2 separate regions of the Mus musculus genome follow, and region 2 is linked to region 1. A link is a loop called in an ENCODE intact Hi-C map of the cell type or tissue named here. Cell type or tissue: heart. All regions are shown on one strand. Links, peaks and the distances in the headings refer to the core of each region. The heading gives the core; the rest is flanking DNA. Region 1 holds the start of Sec61a1 (Sec61 alpha 1 subunit (S. cerevisiae)). Region 2 holds the start of Ruvbl1 (RuvB-like protein 1).

Region 1 (9,206 bases), core at 4,207-9,206:
AACCTCACAAGGCGAGAGAAAGAGACAGTGACAGATGAATGACATTTAGTGACAGATGAATGACATTTAGTGACAGATGAATGACATTAGAAGACTGTCAGCTCTTGGGAAACAGACTGCTATGCTTTGTATATTCTCGGCCCACGGAGTGGCACTGTTAGAAACACTGTTGCAGTAGGTGTGGCCTTGTTAGAGTAAGTGTGTCATTGTGGGTATGGGCTCTAATACCCTAGTCCTAGCTGCCTAGAAGTGAGCATTCTGCTAGTATTCAGATGAAGATGTAGAACTCTCAGCTCCAGCTGAACCATGCCTGCCTGGATGCTGCCATGTTCCTCCCTTGATGATAATGGACTGAATCTCTGAATCTGTAAGCCAGCCCCAATTAAATGTTGTCCTTATAAGAGTTGCCTTGGTAATGGTGTCTGTTCATAGCAGTAAAATCCTAAGGCACTGCTGGACATGAAGTAAACCTGTCTTCCTTTTTTCTTTTTTTCTTCTTCTTCGTCTTCTTCTTCTTTTTTTGTTTTTTTTTGTTTTTTGTTTTGTTTTTTTTTTGTTGTTGTTGTTGTTTTTCAAGGCAGGGGTTCTCTGTGTAGTCCTGGCTGTCCTGAAACTCACCTTGTAGACCAGGCTGGCCTCGAACTCAGAAATCCGCCTGCCTCTGCCTCCCAAGTGCTGGGATTACAGGCGTGTGCCACCACACCCGGCTGTCCGTCTTCCTATTTGTCAATTGCTTGCAAAGTGGGGTGTACTACCAGGACCTCTGAAGCAGGGTGGGGAAGGCCAGAAGCAGAACACTGGGTCTGTAAGACCTTGGAGGATGGCAGTACCTCCATGCTGCGCCAAATCTGGGCTGGAAGTCAAACTCACTATAGCAGTTAAACAAAGATGCCTCCCACACCTCTCACAATTGAGTGACTGACCCTCCCTAGCAAGGAAAAGGAGGGAGCCATCTGGGTGGGGACAGCAGATTTAAAATAAATTAAAACACAGCTAGGATACCAAACTGAATTTGAAATTTAAACAAGGAACAGATAATGTGTTTGGTATGAGGCTATCTCAAATGTTACACTTATTCTAAGACATTATTATTCTCTGCTTTTCCAAAGGGCAAATGCAACAGGGTATTCCACATACCGTCTGCAGGTAGCCTTGTATCTGGAGGAAAAAAAAAAAAAAAAAAAAAAACCAGGGCAGTCTGATGGGGCATTCAGGACCCTTGGGCGACACTATGAAGAGTCTAAGGGTAGAAAGGGAACTCGGGTCTTTTTCCAACTCAGCTCCCAGATGACTGTCAACCTGCACGCCACCTACCCAGGCTCCACTGAAGATTGCACAAAGAGCCAATGGTCAGAATGGATCCAGATCCCTCAGCTGCAGAAAAACTCTATAGTGGATGACAGTCTCAAATGCTATGGGATAGTCACTCCAACTCACATCCTCCACAGCCACTGGACCCACACCCCACTGAGAAAGTTTCTCTCCCAAACACCACCCTTAGACACTGCTGGGGAAAGTGACTCACAAAAGCAATGGGGCTCCCAAGAAATGGAGCGTGCAATGTCCCGTGAAAGTGAAGAGGCATCCTTAATGATGAAAACCCAGGCTAAGAGGTGGCCTGCAGACCTAAAGAGCCAGTCCAGACAGGAGCTGGAGAAGCAAGAGAAAATCTAGAAGACACAGGGACAAGACCCCTTAGACTTTTCACTACATTGGGAGGGATGGTAGAGACTGCCAAGAACAGAGAGGTAACCTAGTCAACAGTACTTACAAAGCCCAACAGGTGAAAACATGAGTTAATACTCAAAGAGGAAAGATCCAGAGTCACTAGTAGCCTTGCCACTGTAAAAAAATACCCAAGGTCAAGAGCTTATAAAAAGAACGGGTTTAGGCTAGGCAGTGGTGGCACATGCTTTTAGTTCCAGCATTTGGGAGGCAGAGGCAGGTGGATTTCTGAGTTCGAGGCCAGCCTGGTCTACAGAGTGAGTTCCAGGAAGCCAGGAATACACAGAGAAACACTGTCTCAAAAAAAAGATGAAGACAAAGAAGAAGAAGAAAACGAAGAGGAGGAAGAGAAGGAGGAGGACGAAGAAGAAGAGGAAGAGGAGGAAGAGGAAGAGGAAGAGGAAGAAGGAAAGAAGTTGTTTAGTTTGGCTTATGGTCCATGCTACAGGTTCTTTAGGCTAGTCGGCAGAACAAAATCCACTTATCTCATACCCAGGAGACGAGAAACAAAGAAGGCACAAGGATCCCACAACTTCCTTCAAGGGCTTCCTCCCCCCCCCCCCCCAAAGACCTACTAGGCTCCACCTCTTAAAGGTGTCACTGCTTCCCAGTACTGTCAACCTGGTGAGCAAGACTCCTATTGAGAACAGCTACAGTAGCTCTGACAGAACAGCATGACAGGCAAGCGCAGGGTGACACTGTGCAGTGTCATGAGCCATTGGAGGCTGAGTGGACTTCAGCAGATCTAACTGCCCACTATCAGCTCAAAGAGCCAGGGAGGAGAGCAGGTTGTAGATTTATCTGTAGAGGAAATTTGCCCAGGCACAGGCTCGGTAGGCAGAGATGCAAGGACTTTAGTTTTAATTTATTGGATCAGGAAGCCATGAAGCTGCTGATGGAAAAGGAAAGCCTGGAGTTCCCACTGCTGTCTTGAGAGTGGATGGAGATGTTCATGTGAGGTTTGTTGCTGTTTGAGACAGGCTCTCACTGGTTAGCACTGGCTGACCTGGACTTCACTACATAGACCAGACTGGCCTTAAACTGAGATCCTCCTGTCCCTGCCTCCTGGGTGCTGGGACTAAAAGCATGCACCACCACATCTGGCTTTGAGCTTTTGTTTTTAATTATTTGCCTGTGCATGTGCCCACACAGGCTAAAAGGATGTCATATCTCCTAGAGCTGGAATTAGAGGCAGTTGTGAACTGTCTTATGTTGGTGCTGGGAACCTAACCAAGGTCCTCTATAAAAGCAGTAAGTGCTCTGAACCACAGAACCATCTCTCCAGCCCACCAGTAGGTAATTTTAACAAAGTAATCGTGCTCCATGAGTTGGCTCAGGTTACATCAGCCAAAGAAGCAGATGGCATAAGGAAACTGGTCCCAACTTAGTGGTGTGAGGGAGGCTAGGTGTAGGTGGTAACATCTGTGCCAAGCTTCAGGAGCTGAGCGGGACACGCGTGTTCCAAGACAAGGCTGGGAGGTGATGAAGCAAAGTGGAGAGGAGACCCAGCGGCAGGATGAGGTCCGAGGGGATCAGGGCTTTGGGTGTGCACATGTGGGGGTCCGAGGACAACTCTGTGATGTGGGGGGTCAGGGCTTTGGGTGTGCACTCGTGGAGGTCTGAAGACAGCCCTGTGATGTGGAGTCAGGGCTTCAGGTGTGCACACGTGGAGGTCCAAGGAAAACTCTGTGGAGCTGGATGTGGGGATCAGGGCTTTGGGTGTGCACATGTGGAGGTCCGAGGACAACTCTGTGATGTGGGGATCAGGGCTTTGGGTGTGCACTCGTGGAGGTCTGAAGACAGCCCTGTGATGTGGAGTCAGGGCTTCAGGTGTGCACACGTGGAGGTCCAAGGAAAACTCTGTGGAGCTGGATGTGGGGATCAGGGCTTTGGGTGTGCACACGTCGGGGTCCGAGGACAACTCTGTGATGTGGGGATCAGGGCTTCGGGTGTGCACACGTGGGGGTCTGAGGGGATCAGGGCTTCGGGTGTGCACACGTGGGGCTCTGAGGGGATCAGGGCTTCGGGTGTGCACACGTGGGGCTCTGAGGGGATCAGGGCTTCGGGTGTGCACACGTGGGGGTCTGAGGGGATCAGGGCTTCGGGTGTGCACACGTGGGGGTCCGAGGACAGCTCTTTGGAGCTGGTTTTCTTTCTCCTCCTCCCCTTGTGTGGGTTCCAGGATTGAATTCAGACATCAGGCTGTATGGGGACACTTCAGGTCTGCCTGGGGACAGCTCACTGGCCCTGGCCTGTCTTTTCCTTCCCATAGTAACATATTGGGAACTCTTTCTTGTTTACAGGTTTTGTTTGGAGACAGTGTCTTATAGCCCAGGCTGTCCTTCAACTACTGACCCTCTTCCCTCACCCTGGGACTACAGGCCTAAGTCACCAGGTCAGACTTAGGGAGTCTTTGTTCGTGAAATATTTGATGTATGAAACTTATGTTCTTAGATTTTCTCCTCATTGATGATTAAAACGTCACTCGACCCACAAGCTTTAATAGTATGTTGAAGAGACATACAAACGTGTAGCAATGTAATCTTTGTGGTAGGTGTTATGTTTGGGAGCACTGAGCCTGGGACCTCACACATCAGACAAGGAGTTTGCCGACACGCGAGTTAGTCTCAGCTCTACTCTCACTTTTCTTCTTTTTAAATCTTATGTGCATTGGTGTTCTGCCTCTGTGTATAACTGTGTGAGGTGTCAGATCACCTGGAACTGAAGTTACCGATGGGGATTGGGGGGATGGAGGTGTGGGGCCTGGAGAGATGGCTCAGCAGGTAAGAGCGCTGACTGCTCTTCCAAAGGTCCAACAACCACATGGTGGCTCACAACCATCCATAATGAGATCTGATGCCCATACTCATTATATATATTAAGTAAATAAACCTTTAAAAAAGAAAAGAAGAAATTACAGACGGCTGTGAGCTGTGCTGAGTGTGTGTGCTGGGACTTGAACCTGGGTCGTCCTAACTGCTGAGCCACCTCTCTGGCCACCTACTTTCACTTTTCAACAAAACTTTTGTACTCAACTTTTTATAGCCTATGCCAACATAAGATGCTCCAATTTTTATTCCAGAACTTCGTTTTGTAAAATACAGATTTTGTGAGTATCAAACCAAGTGGAGGTCTGGAATCCATTACTATTTTAACTTCTTCATTGTCCTGAAGACTAAGACAATTCATGTTTATTGCATTTTAAAATACCATTGTCAGGGGTTCAGAGAGATGGCTCAGCGGTTAAGATCGCTTGCTTTTCTTCCAGAGGACCTGAGTTCAGTTCTCAATACCCATGACAGGTGGCTCCCTCTTCTACCTTCAAAGGGCACCTGTTATCATACTTACGTGAGCACAGAAACAATAAAAATAAATCTCAAAGAAATACTTAATCAAAACTTCATTTAGATTTTATTGTCTCTTTAGGCATCTGTCTCTAATATTTAATAATTAAATCTTTAAAATGTGTACATGCAAAAACACTGCACCTCTGTTTCAAAAACCTCACATTGTGGCCTGCTGTGGTGGCACATGCACGGCTAGTCCCAGCACTCAGAGCAGTCAGGTGGGATCTCTGTGAATCTGAAGCCAGCCTAGTCTACATAGTGGTATCGAGGGCTACCTAGAGACCTAGCTTAAAGAATCGAAAACAAAAACCTCACATTGTGCTAAGTATATTGACTTAGTGCTTTCCCCTAAACCCATCTATATTTGTGTACGCACATGCAACTTAATGCCAAATTAAATATAAATGTCCTATCAATGACATGGGGCTGGCTGTCTAGAATGTTTCTAAGGACGTGGCCACAGCAAACCTCTCCGTTGAAGTCAGGACTTGGCTGCATGAAACTCAGCACTCAGGGTGCACAGCAAGAAGTCGATTTCAGACAGCACACAGCACTGAGATCAGAGATCCCACTAAAGAGTAAGTTTCATGTTGCCCCACCTTGCCCAGTCCCCTTCGCACACCCTTTCCTCCAGCCCAGATGTATTCTTTTCCCTGAAGATATGGGGCTGCAAGGCTTGGCTCGGTTTCTTCATCTCTCCTAACTCTCCAGTTCCAAAGGCCTTCTTGGAATGCGCTGCGCCAAAGCCCACCCAGAGCCGCCAGACCCGGCCTTTGCCGAACGTCCTCAAATGCATGAGCTCAGACATCCTTGGAGGCAGCCTACAGCACCCAGGAGGGTATTGTAGGGTAGGGTAAGCCATGCAGGGTAGGATTCAGCACACTGCTGCTCTGTCGTGCGTGACGAGCAGCAGCTGAGGCCTACTGGGTCGCGACATGCTATCACTGGTACTGAGGGCCACCGACACGGAAAGCCGAATCGCCTGCTTCGTAGGGCCAACACCACCACGAAGCGTCCACTAGTAACAAGGGCTGATTTGGCCCTCACTTCCGGGAGAGTCTGCGCAGCTGCACACGCCCAGTTCCGGTGTGGCCCGACAGTCGTCTTCCCGACAGCCTCTCTGCTCCTGCTGCATGCCGGGAGTTGTGGTCTTGGCGCAGGCGGCGCGGCGGGCGCGCGTGGCAGGAAGCGGAAGCGGCCGGTGGCCCATCCCCGGCCCCGCCTCGCCGCGCCGCTCGCCGCCGGGCTATCACTGACGTGTCTCTCGGTCGAGGAAGCGCGCTCCGGAGCTAGCAGCGCCTCCTCACTCGAAGTGGAGCGCAGTCGGGGCCGGGCGTGTAGTCGGATCAGCCGCCGCCATGGCGAGTGAGTTTCCTGGGGGCCACCCCGGCGCAGCCAGGATGCGTCGCCTTTCCCCGTTTGGGCGCTCGCCCGCCGTGCTTCCCGATCCTGGCGGAACGCGGCCTGCCTGGGGGACTCGTTCCCGCGCCCCTAGACCGAGCCTTCTGGGTCCCCGCACGCCCACGCCCGGCTCTCATCGTGCCGGGCTCCCTCAGGTGCCCTCAAGTTACTCCGTACCTAACTCCTTCTCTTTCTGTTTCTTCCATCAAAGTCAAATTTCTGGAAGTCATCAAGCCATTCTGTGTCATCTTGCCGGAAATTCAGAAGCCAGAGAGAAAGGTAAGTCCCCAGATGGTGGTCAAAGAAGACTTGCAAAATTGGGCGCTGGGAGTTTACAGTACAATTAAAAATGGCCTCAGCACACCGAGTGAAAACTGCCCCTCTGGAGTGTAGCTGTGTGTGCTGGGATACTCACGGGAGCCGTTGAAAGGTGACCCGGTTGTGTGGGAATTCTCCCAACACCTTGTCTCGTTAGGAGCATCTTTAGTGGATAGTGGTTAACAAAGCCTCAGGTTTGCCTAGTCCGAAAGTGGGTCTGAGCAGTGATTGATTAAGACCTCAGTTAGGATCCCAGATTGAGTTACCCTCCGTTCTTCACCTCCAGCAGGAGCAGATGATGGGGTGTTTGTTTCGTGTGGGAGGTGACTTCGGTATCTGGTTTCCAAAGGAAAAATCGAGTCGTGTAATCGATATGAACGTGTTTGTGGTTTTTATTTGAATGTATGCTGCCCCAGCATCGAGTTTACATGCACTAGTGAAGTCTGCTGCCATTGACAGCAGGTGCTCTAAAACAAGGAAGGAGAGAACTGTAGCACCTTAATGCTTAATGTGAATCTTAATCAGAATTTCTGTGGCAGGCAGCTTCGGCCCAAGAATAAATGTTCCTAGTGTGAGAGTGCCCGGTGAAGGAAAGTCCAGGCCCATGGGCTCAGAAAACAGTAAATCTACTTTGTGTTCCTGGTTTGGTTTTTGGTGTTTTTTTTGGTTTTGGTTTTGGGGTTTTTTTTGTTTTGTTTTGTTTTTTTTGGTATTTTGGGTTTTTTTTTTTTTTTCAGACTGTCATATATTCACATCTGGCATTTGTAGTTGGCATTCACATGGATACTTTGTGCTTCTAATTTAGTTTTTACTTTCCATAGTTCTATGCAAATGCCTTGCAGTACCCTTGCTGCCTTTGCCAGGATGATGTTCAGAACTTTATCTGTTCCACCTCAGTGCAGAGATTCTGGCTCGAGGGCCAAGAAACCCAAGTCCCACGCTTTACATTCTTTCTTCATAGACCTGTGACCTTGGCCTGGCAGAACAAGGGAGATGGGAAATATATAATATAGTGCCTGTGGATGGTAGGTAGGTTGTAAATGTAAAGGTTCCGGTGAGTCAGGTGGGCAGATAAGTGGCCTTGGCAGTAGGGGAGGGGCCTGGAGTGTGACTTGGGAGCCGTGCAGGAAAGGGGGCAAATCATGGTACTGAATGAGTGTGAGTTTGCAGCTGCTTCAGAGGCAGATGATTTAGGACTTAGATGAAAAGCTTTGGATGTTTTGCTTTTAAATTGACCAGGAGACGAGGCTTGCTCATTTAAAGTAGTCTTGAAAAATGTGTATCCTTTTTGTTTTCTAACAGTTTCATTACCTGGGCTGGGAAAGTGGCTAGCGGCAGGCATGAGGCCCTGTGTCTGGTGTCCATCATCAGCACAGTAGATAGTCCGTGTACACATTCACTCCACTGCTTGCCTCTGATTCCTGTGGAATGGTGTTGCTTCCCCCTCGTTAGGTGCTGAGTTCTTGTGTGATAAGATGGCACGTTGGAAAGGCTGTGTTCTTGAGAGAAAGAGGAGGAATGTGAGCTCCCCAGCTGCCTCTGCAGGGTCTGAACTTCAAATTCACACCACCCATGGGGTCCAATTCTGTGTCTTTCCAGGAGTGACTAGACCCAGAGGACTTCAGGTTCTGACCTGACAGTTTGCACGAGCCAGTGCTTGTTGGAGCCCACCCGCCTGCTTCCCCGTCTGTCCTTCCTTCCTTCTTTCCTTCCTTCCTTGGTTTCTTTCTTTCTCTCTCTCTCTCTCTCTCTCTCTCTCTCTTTCTTTCTTTCTTTCTTCCTTTCTTGGTTTCTTTCTCTTTCTTTCTTTCTTTCTTTCTTTCTTTCTTTCTTTCTTTCTTTTTTTTTCTTTTTGGCTTTACATTCACTTAACATCGTAGGTCTTTAGCTGTCTGTCAGACCTGTCTCAGCCTGTGTGGTGTTGGGTCAGGCACTCCTAAGGTGCTCTCCCTACCTAGTGACAGAGCTCTCTTGCACAGGAGGAGCCCAGAGGTTTCTGATCAGGCTAGAGAGTAAAGTGATTTGTGTTGACTGTTTAACTTGCTCGGTTTGTTACCTTTCTGATTGTTGTGACAGCTTTCCTGACAAAAGAAATGGAAGGAAGGAAGGCTTGTGTTTGGGCCCACTGTTTGCGACAGCGAGGACGTGAGGCGCGTTGGTCAGACTGCACTCCCTGTCAGGAAGCAGGGACACGAGCACTGGTGCTCAGGTCACTCTCCTTTTCATTCAGCTCTGGATCCCAGCGGGTGGCTTGCTGCCTCCCACATTTAAGCTGGGTCTTCCCACTTTCATTAACTCAGTCCAGAAACTCCACCACAGTCAGACCTGAGCTGTTTACTTCCCTGGTGATTCTGAATCCTATGAAGTTGACAGTCAAGGTTCACCATCAGACCTATACCTGGGAAGGGATGACGG
Region 2 (9,206 bases), core at 2,699-7,698, 53 kb after region 1:
TCTGCAAGGTCAGCAGGTGCCCTAAACTGATGAGTCATCTCCACTTCAACGTCAGAGACAGAATCTGAGATGCAAATTCTGACCCTAGCAGACTGGCTGCTCCTCTTGTCCTGGCCTCCTGAGCACCAGCGTCCAAGGTAAGTGCTCCAATAGACCCTCAAGACCCTCAAGCACAGTTTCCTGCTGTGCCGTCTCCAGGCCGGCTGGTTGTCGGTTTTCAAAAGAAAACAAAACAAACATCAATTGTGTTATTTTCAAAGGCATACTCCTACTGAGCAGCAAGGTGCATGCCTGTAATCCCACCTACTTGAGAAGCTGAGACAAGAAAACACAAAAACCTAAGGCCAGCCTGGGCTACAGAAGGAGTTTCTTACCACTGTGGGGCAAGCCAGTGAGACCCTTTCTCCGACTGGTAGCTCGGTGTCCTGGGGTCAACCCCCAGCACTGCAAAACACATCAGTTAAGCTTGAACACGAACCCCCCCATGCAGCGGACAGGGCTCCCCACACCTTCCTTGAAAGGTATGTTCCTGAGACATCCGCTTCCTAGCCCTGCTTCTAATCCTTTTTCTTAATTATTTTTAGTTTATAAAAACTGAAAGAAATGCTAACATAAACTTCTCATTAGTAGGAGGAGTCAGGCCAGAGGTAAGATGAAGATGCTGTGGTAAATAGCAGGGAGCCCCATTTTCAAATGGTTCAGAAATAAAGAAATAGCAAATGTCAAAAAAAAAAAAAGAATCATCTCCCCTGCCATAAGGCACAGACGAGCCAACCACACTAGTCTGTCAGTCCTACTCCTCCCACTTCTCAACTTTAGTCCAACTGACAGTGTGGGAAAAGATGGCTCCTTATTAAAGGCCCTGAAGGACGTTCAGCATCACGTCTGGCCATTAGCACCCAGGATGCCAAATGTAGGCTGAAATTCCACATTCCAACTTCGACTTCAAAGAAAATGGGCAAAGGGAAGAGCTGAGGATGTTCCAGAACAGATCAGAGACAGCATACTGATGTTTAAGAAAGCACAAGTCACATCAAGACAGGAAAAAAATAGGTATGTGTGTGTGTGTGTGTGTGTGTGTGTGTGTGTATTGAGTGGATAATGAATTGCTAAAGGAAACACACCAAACTTCTAAACAAACAACCAAGGAAGAAACACGGACAGAGTACTGTACCCAACACAAGCGTTCTTCATGTCTGAGGCAAGCTTGGGCTACAGGAGACCTTGTCTCAAACAAACCACCACCAAACAAGGAGAACAGGACCTTTGCCACAGACAAGCCTATAAAAGACTTCCAGCCAATGCACTTTAGGAAAACAACTGGGCAGAGAGGGAAGGCAGAGAGCAAGACATAAGCTATGACAAGCAGATGGCCCATGGAGTGGACCAGCAGATGCTGTCATTAGAGGCCTCTGGGTTCAGTCTATTCACTAACACAGCTCTTCCCTTTTCAGTAAGACCCTGAAAGATAGCCCTGCAGGTGGCACGTCTTTAATCCTACCTCAGGAAGCAGGGGGTGGAACTCTGTGTTCAGAACCAGTCTGATCTGCGTATTGAGTTCTAGGACAGCCAGGGCCACACACCATCTATTCAACAGTTATGATTTCAAAGTAAGAATTAGTTATTCTCTCACCACTGACTTAAGAACTGTGGGGGGTGAGGTGTGGAAAGAAGGCAAGAGCCTATTTTTAGCACACACAAGCCTGGTGCCCGGTCTCTGCGGCCCCTGTGAGGAACACTAGGTACTCTGGTGACTCTGGTGAGTGTCCCACCGGGTCAGGCATGGTGACTGACACCTACAATCCTGGCACTTGAGGTAGCAGCAGGATGAGCAGCAGTTCAACGGCAGCCTGGCTACACACCAAGTGTGAGGCCAGGCTGGGATACAAGAGAGAGAGACCCTGCCTCAAAAAAAAAAAGTGGGGTGGGGTGGGGTGAGCAAGATGCCTCAGTAGGTAAAGGCACTTGCCACACAAGCATGGAGTCTGATTTCCAGACACCACAACGGAAGGAGAAAAGCAACTCCTGAAAGATGTCCTCTGACCTCTACACATGCACTGTGGTGCATATGTGCAAGTATGTGCACAAGCATGCACAAACACACACACACACACACACACACACACACACACACACACACACACACACACACACAGTGGGTGTCCACTCAAAATCTCCAACACGGTGTCTCCTGCCTAGAAAGTCCTTTCCTTCCCTGTAAGGCCAATCTTCCTACATCTCTTAAAGTGCCCTCCAAGGACTTTACCTCTGCTCTGGAGGTAGGCCAGGGTAATTTTAATTTTAGACCACAGATTTTATATGCTAAATTGTATTAAAACTGCACATTGGTTTTTAAACCATTCATTTAACTATTCCAGCTAGACAGAGACTAGTTAAGACATGAATTCAATGGAGCTTAAACATCAATATCAATGTCTTGGGTAGCTTAAAAAAGAGAAAGAGAAAATGAATGAACACCTTGCCAGTTCCAGGAGGCCCCGCCAACAAGACAGCTCTTCCAGCCATTTTCTTGCTTTTGATTAATTCTACAATGACGCCACATGCCTGCACAAAACAGAAAGAAACAGTCAGTCTTAAATGCATAATGGTGGAACCAGCTCAGGGCTTGGTCCACACAGCTCGCACACTCTTTTGACACGAGACAGCTGTGATACCAGTGCTGTGCTGTGGAGTGGAGCGGTGGAGGTGAGGTAGCAAAGCCACGTGCTCCAGCTCACACCGTATAGTTGCTGCCACGAAGAGAGAAGGGTAATGAGACGCTGAGTGGCTACCGAGGGCTGGGGGTGGGGTGGGGGTGGAGGGGGACTTTCTCATACATTGTATGTAACATTTGAAGCCCTGGGCAGAAGTCTACATTTCAGCCGGGCAGTAGTGACACATGCCTTTAATCCCAGCACTTGGGAGGCAGCAGCAGGCAGATTTCTGAGTTTGAGGCCAGCCTGGTCTACAGAGTAAGTTCTAGGACAGCCAGGGCTATACAGGGAATCCCTGTCTTGAAAAAAAAAGAAAAAGAAAAAGAAATCTACATTTCAGACAAAAATTGCAAACTCAAAATAACCAAAGCATAAGTTTGGTATGTCTAAGCGACAACATGCTGCAGCAGCCAAAGTATAGTGAACAGAATGGAAAAGGGGAGGTTGAGGCAAGCAGGGACCAGCACAGACCTAGTACTTAACAGAGTCTGCAGGGCTGTGCATTCCAGGCCAGTTTGACTACAGCAACATTATCTAAACAAAAAGGGTATGTATGCTATGAATCCACCCAATAAAAGAATTGGCAAGGGCTGGTGAGATGGTTCAGTGGGTGAAAAGCACTTGTAGTGTAAACCTGAGGACCTGAGTTCAATCCCTGGATCCCACAGTGGAAGGAAAGAACCTCTGACCTCTACCAGAGCACCATGGCAGTCACATGACTGCACTGCATTTGCGCACATTTTGTCAAACAGGAAAAGAAACAAAGAAATATCAGCTAAGGAAGCCAGGTGTAATGGCCCACACCTTTAATCTTAGCACTCAGGAGGCAGAGGCAGTCGGATCCCTGTGAACTCAAGGCCAGTCTGGTCTACAGAGTCCCAGGACAGCCAGAGCTACATAGTGAGACTGTCGTGAAAACAAACAAAAATAAATACCGGCTAACATTCAAAGAATAGGAAGGATAAGATATGGAGTACCAGAGGCTGCTGGTGTGGGTGCAGATGCAGGTCTAGAGCAGCCTCTGAAGTCACATACACAGAAATGTCACATGGACAGAAATGAAATAAGAAACAATAGACTCAAAGCTGCCTGGCCAATAGAAAGCATTAAACTGCTACTACCTGCTTGCAAGAAAAGATGCAAGCATGCTAGGGTCAAACATTTCCCTTTTTGGATAGATGATGCTCTTTGCTGCTGGCACTTTCTGTGTGCAAGAGGCTGAGAAAGCAGTCTTCACCACATGTAAAAAAGCAAGTTTTTGTAGACACTGAACCTCTGCAGAGTTCAGAGTGGAGGAGGCTGAAGAAATGGGAAGAATACTGATTTGATGGGGGTTAGGGGGAGGGAGATACCAGCCTCATTACTGCTAAACTGGCAGGTGGTTAAGCGGCCTAACCCACCTTTAACTTCTTCATGTGCAAAACAGAACCGATAGAAAGACCTGGCATGACTTTAGGAAGACTGACCTGGAAAAGCTGGAGTGCTTGGATGGGGAATAGATCAGACAGTCCTCACCGCTCCACTTAACAGATCAGCTCCCAGGCCCAAAGAACCCATATCAACTCTGAAAACGTAGTCAATTCTATACTTAACCGCACAGCCTTCCACTGCGTTTCCGGTGAGGTCTAATTTGCGTGCCGTGACCCGCAAAGGATGCAGCCTTTGCTCGCTAGTGTGATCCTTACTTCTTAGATCTTAGTGGATCCTGGTCCCGCCGCCCACACCTCGCGCACAAGCCCCACGCCCACCTCTCTCGCGTTCTCCTGGCCCACGAGACCCGAAGCCGCCTGCTTGGCTAGGCCGCTCTCGTCCAGCCCCAGACCCTTCACGTGGCTGTGGGAGGCGATGCGCTGCGTCTTCGTGGTGCTCTTCACCTCCTCAATCTTCATTTTGCCGAGTGTCTAGGAACACAACCTGCGTGGAGTGGTAGGAACTACCGCACGCCAGGCGCCTGGGTTACCACGCGGCCGTTACTAGGCCGCTCTCCTGGACCCGCCCCTATCAATATGTCATTGGGGGAGGCGAGAAGGCTTCGCTTTCTATTGGCTAAAAGCTACGCTGGTCACGGCTGCTGAGTTTCGCCCAGTAACTTCCGTCTGTGTCACAGGATAAGTTCCCCCAGGGCAAACATTTCCTGCCCTGGCCACATTTGACTGAGAACTGCTTAAGTACTTAAGCACTATTAATGTGAATGACAGGTTTTTAATTATAAATGCCTCTTTTAATGCCTATTTTTTTTCTTTAGAATAACATATTTGTGCCAGGGTGAGTTAACTTCTTCACTGACAGATGTTAAATCTTTTCCAGGTGCTTGGATGTCCTGAGAGAATCATCAGCAAAGCAGCTGCCCAAACTTCTCCAGTGCTCACCGAATTATTTAGACACCCAGAGAATGCCCCACTGCTCCCATTTTTTTTTTTCCAGAATACACTAGATCCTGAAGGCACTATTCCAGCCAAAACTTTTCAAACACTTCATGCCATAATTCTGGTCATCATATGCCCAATAAGAACCTTAAAGAAACTCGGCGGTGGTGGCGCACGCCTTTAATCCCAGCACTCGGGAGGCAGAGGCAGGCAGATTTCTGAGTTCGAGGCCAGCCTGGTCTACAGAGTGAGTTCCAGGACAGCCAGGGCTATACAGAGAAACCCTGTCTCGGAAAAAAAAAAAAAAAAACAAACAAACAAACAAACAAAAAAAAAAAAAAACCCTTAAAGGAAAAAAAGGAAGGAAGGAAAAGAGAAGATGTGTTTGTGTAGCCTTGCCTGGCCTAAAACTCCAGGGCCCCCACCTGTCTCTGCCTCCTGAGTTGCTGGCATTAAAGGTGCTACCACCATACTCTGACCAGATATTTTCATCAGTCTGGAGTGGGTGCAAGTCTCCAGGTAGGTGAACAAAAGCTGCCTGTGAATGGTGAAACTATGGTCCTTCATTTGAATAATCAACGGCTCTGATATTGGTGCAAATATGGTAGTTTGTTTTCACAATCCACCTTGCCATAGTCCAAATTTAATGCTTCATTTTCAAGAAGGGCTATACTAAGGACGGCAAACACTCTTGCTTACTCTCTCAACATTCTGGCTCTCTAAGCAGGTGTCCCTCACTTTTTTTTTCTCGAGACAGTGTTTCTCTGTATAGCCCTGGGTGTCCTGGAACTCACTCTGTAGACCAGACTGGCCTCAAACTCAGAAATCCACCTGCCTCTGCCTCCTGTGTCCCTCACTTTCCTCACTTTTAAGTCAGCCAGGAGACACCTTCCTGTGCTGTGCAATGTGTAGCTGTGGTGCAACTTTAGGCCCATTGTTTGATTTCTCAGTCTTTCCACCTATATTAATAGTATTGTGGGCTGAGCCGGTAATATGAAGAAGACAAGCCTAGAGACTGTAGCAGTGAAGACTGTGATGAAAGGCAGCTAGAGAGTTCTAGAGTAAAATAAAGACAGAGTAAAAATAGAGAGTTTCTAGACTGGAAGCAGAAATGGCATGTGACTGGCAGCAGAGAAGCCAGAGGCAGGGATTGCTAGACAAGTTCCAAGGAGTGCCAAGTCTTTTTAAATTTTTTAAATTTATTTTTATTTTTATTTTTGGTTTTTCAAGACAGGATTTCTCTGTGTAGCCCTGGCTGTCCTGGAACTCACGCTGTAGACCAGGCTGGCCTCGAACTCAGAAGTCCTCCTGCCTCTGCCTTCCAAGTGCTGGGATTAAAGGCATGTGCCACCACTGCCTGGCAAGTCTTTTTATTTTATTATTTTATTTATCTGTGTGGGTGTTTTTCCTGCAAGTATAAATATACCAGGCAGTGCCTAAGGACATCAGAAGAGGATGTCAGATCCTCTAGAACTGAAGTTACTCATGGTTGTGAGCCACCATATGCGTGTTGGGATTTGAATTTGAGTCCTCTGTAAGAACACCAGTGCTTCTAACTGCAGAGTCATCTCTCCAGCCCAGGGATCTTTAAGTTCTTTTTTAAGATGGATCTGTCTATCTATCTATCTATCTATCTATCTATCTATCTATCTATCTATCTAATGTATATGAGTACATTGTAGCTGTACTGATGTTTGTGATGGTTGTGAGCCACCATGTGGTTGCTGGGATTTGAACTCAGGACCTTCAGAAGAGCAGTCAGTGCTCTAAACCGCTGAGCCATCTCTCCAGCCTGGAGCTTTAAGTTTTAAGGGTCAACATTTATTACACCAGACACTGTAAGAGTTGAGGGTCCCAACACTTGACCTACTTAGAAACTGTAAAGCTAGCAGGCATCACTTCCTGCTAGAAGCTGTGTATAACAACAGTTGCTATGTACAGGGGCCACAGGTAATTTAAACCAAGAGTGATGAGCTGCCAACCTGAGTACCCAGAGCTGGAAGCCTCTGGCTTCTACAGCCTGGAGCAACAGGCCCCTGGCTCTCAGAACTGAAGGTGTAAGCCTCTTGGTCTGCCAGTCTGGCCCATGGGCTGTGGCTCTCAAGAGTTTGAGACTACCAGCATTGAAGAACTTTGCACCTACCCAGGATTTCTATCTGGGCAGAGTAGAAGGACTCGGCCATCTTATTGGTTGTGGTGAGGTCACCTCCTAACACCATAAAACAAAAATCTACAGGCTAGAGAAATCCAAGGACTGGCCCAAGCAAGAATACACAACACATCATCAGAACTGGAACTTCAGGCTTGAAATCCTGTGTCATATTCATCTAATCCCACACCTCAGGGGAGACAATAAGCCAGAAAGTATGTTCTGATGGGTTCCATAGTGATATATTGTTTACCCGCACAACTGTACCTCCATCCATTCAATAAGCAGTTGTTAGCAACAGTGTGACCAGACACTATAGTGCACTCAGAAACAGGTAGGAAATAGCTTTGATGAGTGTGGTGGTTTGAATAGGAATGCCCCCCATAGACTCTTACATTTGAAAGCTTGATCTATAGGGAGTGGCATTACTAGGAGGCCTTGTTGGAGTCGGTATGGCTTTGCTGGAGGAAGAACACCACTGTGGGGTGAGCTTTTGAAGTCTCAGAAGCTTGTCGGTGCTCTGCCTCCTGCCTGCCCATCAACATGTAGCGCTCTGAGCTACCTCTCCAGCACCATCTCGGCCTGCATGCCACCATGTTGTTTGCCATGATAATAATAGACTAAACCTTTGAACTGTAAGCCAGCCTATGGTGGTTTGAATATGCTTGGACCAGAGAGGGGCACTATTAGGAAATGTGGCCTTGTTGGAGGAAGTGTGTAAATGTGGGTGTGAGCTTTGAGACCCTCTTCCTAGCTGCCTGGAAGCCAGTCTTCTATTTGCCTTTGGAACAAGATATAGAACTCTCAGCTCCTCCCATGCTATGCCTGCCTGGATACTGCATGCTTCCTGCCTTAATAATGGACTGAACCTGTAAGCTAGCTACAATGAAAAGTTCTCCTTTATAAGAGTTGCCTTGGAGCAGGGCATGGTGGTGCACGCCTTTAATCCCAGCACTTGGGAGGCAGAAGCAAGCAGATTTCTGAGTTTGAAGCCAGCCTGGTCTACAGAGTGAGCTCCAGGACAGCCAGGGCTACACAGAGAAACCCTGTCTCAAACAAACAAACAAACAAACAAAAACAAAAAAAAAAAAACAAAAAAAAAAACAAAAGCATTGCCTTGGTCGTGGTGTCTCTTCACGGCAATGGAAACCCTAAGTAAAACACAGCCCCAATTAAACATTTTCCTTCATAAGAGTTGCTGTGGTCATGATGTGTCTTCCCAGCAGTAAAACCCTAACTAAGACAATGAGCTGACAAGGAGTTGGAGAACATTCAACAAATGTGTAAGAACAAATCCCCTGGTGGTATGCAAGCCCAGAGTGGGCACCTGGAGCAGCCTCAGAGCCTGGGAAGGAAGGCATCAGGGAGGAGATGGTGCCTGTGTGCAAACCTGACTGATGGCTGTGACTCTTTCAGAAGCAAACCATCTTACAGCAAGTAAAGTGAGGTTGAGGACGGTAGGCCTTGCCCAGAGTGTGTGGACAGGGAGACCCAGAGATGGCTCAACTGCTAAGATATCTGGCTACTCTTGCAGAGAACTTAAGTTCAGATCCCAGCACCCATGTGAAGCAGCTTGTAGTTGCCTGTAGCTCCAGCTCCAAGGATCCAATACTGTCTTGGCTAGTTTATTGGCAACTTGACACAAGTTAAGAGCTACTTGGGGCCAGGTGTGGTGGTACATGCCTTTAATCTCAGCATTCTGGAGGCAGAGGCAGGCAGATTTCTGAGTTCGAGACCAGCCTGGTCTACAAAGTGAGTTCCAGGACAGCCAGAGCTATACAGAGAAACCCTGTCTTGAAAAAAACCCAAATAATAATAATAATAATAATAATAATAATAATAATAATAATAATAGCTACTTGGGAAGAGAAAAGCCTCTGTAAGATTTATCTGTAGGCAAGTCTGTAGTGTATTTTCTTAGTGATTGGTATGGGAGGGCCCAGCCTACTGTGTTTGGGGGGGACAGGGTGCTGCCTC

The links. Peaks named below come from ENCODE experiments on the same cell type or tissue, not always from the same donor. Only the 100,000 strongest peaks of a DNase experiment are listed, where the experiment ranks them.
Region 2: it touches region 1 in a loop (2.2-fold over the local background); 6 of 42 quality-filtered maps call a loop at or near these places.

Annotation. Positions count from the first base shown.
Region 1 is chr6:88,515,917-88,525,122 of GRCm38, reverse strand. Sec61a1 (Sec61 alpha 1 subunit (S. cerevisiae)) reads left to right here and starts at 6,323. Exons shown (of 12, transcript NM_016906.4): 1 at 6,323-6,437; 2 at 6,685-6,752. The coding sequence starts at 6,431. In heart, for the core only: a CTCF peak has its summit at 6,087; a DNase peak (open chromatin) is centred at 6,212; H3K4me3 peaks cover 3,615 bases; H3K27ac peaks cover 2,885 bases.
Region 2 is chr6:88,460,925-88,470,130 of GRCm38, reverse strand. It overlaps Ruvbl1 (RuvB-like protein 1), which reads right to left and starts at 4,722. Exons shown (of 11, transcript NM_019685.3): 1 at 4,463-4,722; 2 at 2,479-2,565. The coding sequence starts at 4,603. In heart, for the core only: no CTCF peak of the experiment used is centred there; a DNase peak (open chromatin) is centred at 4,740; H3K4me3 peaks cover 1,843 bases; H3K27ac peaks cover 1,217 bases.